2 separate regions of the Homo sapiens genome follow, and region 1 is linked to region 2. The links are chromatin contacts, found by Hi-C in ENCODE. All regions are on one chromosome and are shown on one strand. Each heading gives the region's core, a stretch centred on a gene start or an enhancer-like site at or near the end of the contact. The rest is flanking DNA. Distances are from core to core; before and after follow the strand shown.

Region 1 (3,372 bases), core at 650-3,149, 780 kb before region 2:
CACACCATTGTCATCATTGCTATTGATCTGGGCAGAAACCACCCCCCCAAAATGAGTCAGCACTAATGCCTTTCCTAGGGAGACTGACATGCAGAATTCAGAGGACAAGGTGGGGAGATGAGGAAGGAAGCCAAAGGCCATGATTGAACTTTTCTTTGTCTTTCTAGGTGACTTGGGGATGATCATTGTAACACTTAACCCTTAGGGGTATGGAGTGGTTTACGAGTTTAGAGGTGCTTTCCCAAACAGGCCATGTTTGATTGTCCTTGATCCATACGTCATTCCTGTGCAGCAGCCTGACATGGGAAACAGACAGCACAGCTTGTGCTGTGGCAAGGCAGGGCACAACTCCAGCTTGCAGAGGACTTCTGGCAGGTAAGAATCCACAGGCTATCACTGCTGTCACAGTCTGCCTGGGAGTCCATGGTTTGAAACTCTTTTTTGGTGTATGGTCTTACGAAAAGATCACTTTATTTATTTTATTTATTTTTATTTTATTTATTTATTATTATTTATTATTATTATTATTTTCTGATACAGAGTCTCTCTCTGTCGCCCTGGCTGGAGTGCAGTGGCGTGATCTTGGCTCACTGCAAGCTTCGCCTCCTGGATTCAAGCAATTCTCCTGGCTCAGCCTCCTGAGTAACTGGTGTTAATGCGTGCCACCATGCCCGGCTAGCTTTTGTATTTTTAATAGAGACGGGGTTTCACCATGTTGCTTAGGCTGACCTCAAGTGATCTGCCCACATCAGCTCCCAAAGTGCTGGGATTACAGGTGTGAGCCACCACACCCGGCCAAAAAGATCACTTTAGAACTTTAGCAACTAACTTCTTCTTGGAAAGAATAAAGATAGAGTATTTCTTTTCTTTCATTCATTCAGCTATTTGTTCATTTGTTAGTTTACTCATTCATTTATTCAATTTAAGGTTCTAATCTAAGTGACACAACCAAGAGGCAGCCTGGAAAGATCACTGGACTAGAAATCGAGACCTGAGTTCCATTGTCTTTTAGGGACACACTTGGAAATATTTACAGGTGAAATTATGACAAATGTGTAATGTCTAAGATTTATCAAATCATCTGTGAAAGAGAGGGTCGCAGATGAAATGACACCAGCCTTGAAGAGGTAATTGCTGAAGCTTGTGATGCAGACACAGGAGTTCATTATGCTTTTCTCTCTACTTTTATGTAGGTCTGAACTTTTCCATAATAAAAGTTAAAAGAGAGAAGGAGACACTGAGGTTACAAGCCCCACCTTGCCACTTGCCAACTTGATGATTGCACAAAGGTCTGTTCACCTCTCTAGGCCTTAGTTCTTCACCTTCCAATAGGGAAGGGAATTTTCAAGGGAAAGTTAGGACAAAGGTGCTCTGAGGTGTCTTTTGTAGTCAAGGGTCAGGGTTTATGAAACTTTGGCTGTCGTTTATCTGAACTGTGCAATGAGAGGCTGGACCAGGATCTCTGAAGGCTCCTCCAGCCTGTGTGTCCTACCCCTTCTCCTTGGAGTGCCTGTAAGTGGCAAGGCCTATGAGAATGGACAGTCTGGACACAGAGGGATCCTTGCCCAGGACAGGCCATGCCCAGCCTTGCCAGGCCCTCAGTGCAGTAGTGAGTTCTGCACCCCTTCCAGGAGGTCCTGGGCTGTCATGGCAGAGTCAGGCAAGACAGGGCCTCCTTAGAGATGGAAGGTTGCGCAGCCCTTCCCCATCTCCTGAGTCACTGGTGCTCCAGCCTCCAAAGTGGCTATCAGCACGGTCATCTCTGGCTGAAAGCTGAGCACTTCAAAGCTCCGCACAGGCCATAATTAGTTCATGGCCCAGCCCAGCTGGGAGGTCTGAATAGAGCATCTGGGAGGTGCAGCTGAGGAAATTGGCTCCACGATAAAGTGGTTTGGCCCTGGGGTGCGAGTGAGTCAGCAGCTGCAGGAGCCGCTGGCCTCACCCACTCTCTCCTAGGCCAAAGAGACTCAGCCTTCTAAGTCACCAGGGCTTTAATCCCACCTCTTCCAGGCCATTTGGTTTCAAGATTCTGTTCCAGGCTCACTTCCTCTCCATACTCTCCCTCGGCTACTAAGTTCCCTGGGCCCACCTTACTCCTTTCTTGCCAGGCTCAGTCTAAGACTCAGCTCTTTCCAAAAGCCCTCTCAGATGCACCCCGGATATTTATCATGCAGCTGAGAAGTTGTTCACATTTTTAACCAAGTAACTAGCTCATTAGCATGGACATATCCAACTCAAAAGTCAAGAGATCAAGAAATGCCTAAACCATGAAACATAGAAATAAATAAATAAAGGTTACAGGATTTCTGGGTAATTACTTAGTTTAAGAGGATTAAAGTAAAGAATTCACTTTGACTTTTCGCCTTTTTTTTTGGAGATAGGCTTTTGCTGTGTCACCCAGGCTGAAGTGCAGTGGCGCAATCACAGATCACTGCAGCCTGCAACTAACGGACTCATGCAATTCCCCCAGCTCAGCCTCCCAAGTAGCTGGGACTACAGGCATGTGTCACGATGCCTGGCTCCTGTGTGTGTGTGTGTGTGTGTGTGTGTGTGTGTGTGTGTGTATGTGTAGATGAGGTCTCACTATGTTGTCCAGGCTGGTCTCACACTCCTGGGCTCAAGTGATTCTCTGCCTTAGCCTCCCAAAGTCCTGGGATTACAGGTGTGAACCACTGTGCCTGATCACGACTTTTTGCATCTTAACTTACAACTTTTGAGCAGGTTGATCTAGGTTTAGATATTCTGGATGAATATTTTTGGAAACAGGGTCTTGCTCTATAACCCAGGCCTGAGTGCAGTGGTGCCATCATAGCTGACTGTAACCTCAAGCTCCTGGGTTCAAGTAATCCCCCTGCCTCAGCCTCCTGAGTAGCTGGGAATACAGGTATGTACCACCATGCTTGGCTAATTTTTGTTTGTTTGTTTGAGATAGGGTCTTACTCTGTCACCCAGGCTGGAGCGCAGTGGCATGATCTTGGCTCACCACAATCTCCACCTCCTTGGCTCAAGTGATCCTTCCACCTCAGTCTCCCAAGTAGCTGGGACTACTGTCACATGCTACCATGCCCTGCTAATTTTTTTTTGTTGTTGTTGTAGAGACAGGGTTTTGCCATGTTGTCCAGGCTAGTCTTGAACTCCTGGGCTCAAGTCATCTCCCCACCAAAGTGCTGGGATTACAGGTGTGAGCCACCGTGTCTGCCTATGCCTGGCTAGTTTTTTTTTAATTTCTGTAGAGACGAGGTCTCACTACGTTACCCAGGCTGGTGGCAAACTCCTGGGCTCAAGCCATCTTCCCACCTCCATCTCCCAAAGCACTGGGATGAGAGGCGTGAGCCACCACGCCCAGACTGGTTGGAGATATTCTCTACACAA
Region 2 (3,164 bases), core at 573-3,072:
ATCCTGTTACTTTTACTTTTTCATTAGAAGTGAATCACTAGATCCAGAGGAAGGGATTACATAGTGGGGTGAATGCCAGGAGCTGGAGATAATCTCAAAGGCTGACTACCACAGCAGTTCTCTCAGTAACTAGGAGGACATGCAGACAAAATGTCAGTAAGGATACAAAAGATTTGATCAAGGTGATTAACAAATTTGATGTAATTGAGCACTGCACCCAACAACTGAAAAACACAGCTCCTTTTCAAGCCCATGTGAGATATTAACTAAAATTAATCATAAGCTTGGTCAAGAAGCAAGTCTCAACAAATCTTGAAATATCAAAATTATATAAGTATGTTTTCTGATCATTGTGGAATTAAACTATAAATATTTACAAAAAGATCATTAGAAAATCCTCATATATTAGGAATTTGGGAAATAATCTAAATAACTGATTTATCAAAAAAGAAATTACCACAGATACTAGAAAATATTTTGGACTAAATAATAATTAAAATACTGCACATTAAACTTGAGGCATGTAGTTACTGCTGTACTTGGAATTTATAGCCTTAAATCCCTATATCAGAAAAATAAAAATGATTGAAACCCAGTAATGAAAGCATCCATTACAACAATTTACTAAAACAATGACAAAGGTTTAATTTTAGTGTGGTCAGTGGGGGTGGGGAAGATGTTGCCAAGGGTGCTGTCTAGTTACTACTGCTGCATAGCAAAACACCCCAAAACACAAGGTCAAAAAAACAACCATCTTATTATGATCAATGACACTGTGGGTAAGGAATTCAGACAGGGTACAAGAATGACTTATCTCTGCTATATGTTGCCTGGGGTCTCAGTTGGGAAACTCACCTGGGGATGACTCAACTGCTGGGTCATCTGGAAGCTTCTTCTTTTACATGTCTGATGATTGATAATGGATATTGGCTGCATCTTAGCTGGGATGTCAGTTAGAACTCTTACATGTGTCCCTGCAATGTGATCTCTTCATGCATGCTAGTTTGGGCTTCCTCATAGCATGGTGGCAAGGTTCCAAAAATTAGCATCCCAAGAAAGCCAGGTAGAAATGCAGGGAATTATTATGGTCTAGCCTCAGAAGTCACATCACATCCCTTCTGTTGCAGTCACAGACCTGCCCAAACTCAGGGGGAGGGAACATATGCCTACATCTCCATGGGAAGAGTGTCGAAGAGCATGAGTGAAGAGGGACCTTGTTGCAGTCAGCTCTAGAAAATAGAATCTGTCATCAGTGAAGACAGGGATTAGAGTTAGAACAAAGAGTGCTAAACGGAACACTCTGGCCAGTTCCTTGTCAAGAAATCCCTCTCAGAAAAAATGTTTAACAAGCTAGAATAAGGTGTCGAGGGGAGAGGGACACTCATCATGCTACAGAGCAATCAAATCTCATCGCTGATTGGCCCCTTTCATTCCACCCCTTCTCATCACCATTCTCATCACCAACATCCGGTCAGCCACTGGTAAGGAGGCAGGGGTGGGGAGCAGTGGGGAAACTGAGTCACAGGAGGCAGTGTCTGGCACTGGGTCCACAGAAGTGATGAGCTCATGGCTAGAGGCTCTGAATGTGATTTCATGTGCAGGTGGCTGCTGCTCAGAAGGAGGAGAGGAGATGTATTCTTGGTGTGAGTGTTTCTACATCTCCTCCACTCCCTTCTCCCAAGAGGTGGCCCCAGACTAGGGACAGAAAAAAGAGATACCCCTCCTCCTCCCAGCTGCGTTTCTGCATGTCACTGTTCCTGCAGTATGAGCACACTAAGGCCCTGCACCCCCCGCTTGACACACACAGGCTTCTTCCCCTTTTCTCTAAAACAGAAACTATCCTCCTCCTCCCAAGATCGAACTCCTTGCTCACTCAAAGTCACTTCCCCTGTAAGCGTACTTTGAAGAGCCAAAGCCTCCCATCAGATATGGCTTCAGGATCATTTTTACAACTGACACCTCTGGAGTGGGGAAAAACAGGGATCCACACCTGTGAAGCCCCATTCCCGGGAGCCCTCCTCCTGACTAGCTGCACAGCTCATCTGAGCCCAGGTCTTGGACTATCACAGGAGGCTGGACACACCGTTCTCTATGGCAGACCCTGTTCCTGGGCTCCTGGATGAGGAAGGGTCACCAGCACACCTGACACAAAGTGAGGGGCCCAAAGGACACAGCCTAGGCACTAAGGGTGTCTGCCAGGGCCCCTCCAAGCACCTTGGGACCCTTATATCAGTAACTTATTAGCTTGTGTCTGATTCCTATTTCACAATCTAGAAACTGGAACGGTCATAATCCTACAGCCCTTTCCTCCCATCATAGTAACTTCCTCTTATATCATGGAACACATAGTTTTGCCTCTCTCAGCAGAGCAGAATCCAAGACCTCCCAAGAACAGACCTGCAGGCAGAGCAGGCTCCAGGGCCCACCATGATGCCCATACCTGCCTCTCGGCCCTGCCTGAGAGAAACAGCACAAACTATTTCGTCCAACCCTGCTGCTGCCTCCGGCTGCTGGGACTCACAGGTGAGTGCCCCCACCCTCAGGTACCATGATGCAGGGATGCTCTCCTGAGTTTGGCGGCGGTACCATTTCGCCACCTGCAGTGGGGCGGATGAATCTCTGTTGTCCTAGGGCCTCTTTCTTTGCCACCCCTTCCTCTTTAAGACACTTCCCTAAATAGTTTGTTTTATAACTAGTGTCTCCAAAACAAATCCTTCCAGAATTCTTCTTGCTTGGAGGGGTTGCTTTCTCTCCCATCCAGGCGTTTCCCCATGACAGGGGTGCCCAGTCCCTCTCACTTCCCACACCCCTGATGTCCTGTGAAGGTTCCACGACCCCCTAGGCCTGACCTGCAGGACCTGATGCCATCCTGAGAGAAGAAGTAGAGGAGCAGCATTTGACCCCTTGGTCCCCAGGAGGGAGACAGGGATGCTGTCATTAAGATGAGTACACATGGATGCATAGGTGATTAATAGATAGATTAGATAGATAGATAGGTAGATAGATAACAACAAGTACTACACATGCAATGTAGAACTATTAGAAAAAATTGCTAAATGGTCCTTTTTAGACTAGTAAGTCTCCCAGAATCTCAGAAACCTAGGATTACGTTCTTGATGCGGGTGTTTCTCCTGCCTGTCTACTCTCTTCTCTCCAAAGATGAT

Evidence for each region. Hi-C counts contacts between places; a loop is a spot of excess contacts on that map. Pooled maps may share reads with other maps.
Region 1: a pooled map shows a loop between it and region 2 (2.7-fold over the local background). The contact joins two enhancer-like sites. A Hi-C loop is called at or near these places in 3 of 37 single-sample maps with no recorded cell type and 3 of 50 pooled maps.

What each region holds. Positions count from the first base shown.
Region 1 is chr20:2,313,723-2,317,094 of GRCh38, reverse strand. TGM3 (transglutaminase 3) reads right to left here. Exons shown (of 13, transcript NM_003245.4): 6 at 1-27. Among named protein-coding and RNA genes, the nearest start is that of TGM3, 19 kb to the right of the region's middle. Within about 2 kb of position 1,899, at least 6 of the 41 ENCODE cell types and tissues checked have a DNase peak (open chromatin) inside an H3K27ac peak, as active enhancers do.
Region 2 is chr20:1,536,514-1,539,677 of GRCh38, reverse strand. SIRPD (signal regulatory protein delta) reads left to right here. Exons shown (of 4, transcript NM_178460.3): 3 at 2,368-2,523. The region is part of intron 2 of LOC105372499 (a long non-coding RNA gene); the gene reads right to left. Among named protein-coding and RNA genes, the nearest start is that of SIRPD, 20 kb to the left of the region's middle. Within about 2 kb of position 1,822, at least 13 of the 41 ENCODE cell types and tissues checked have a DNase peak (open chromatin) inside an H3K27ac peak, as active enhancers do.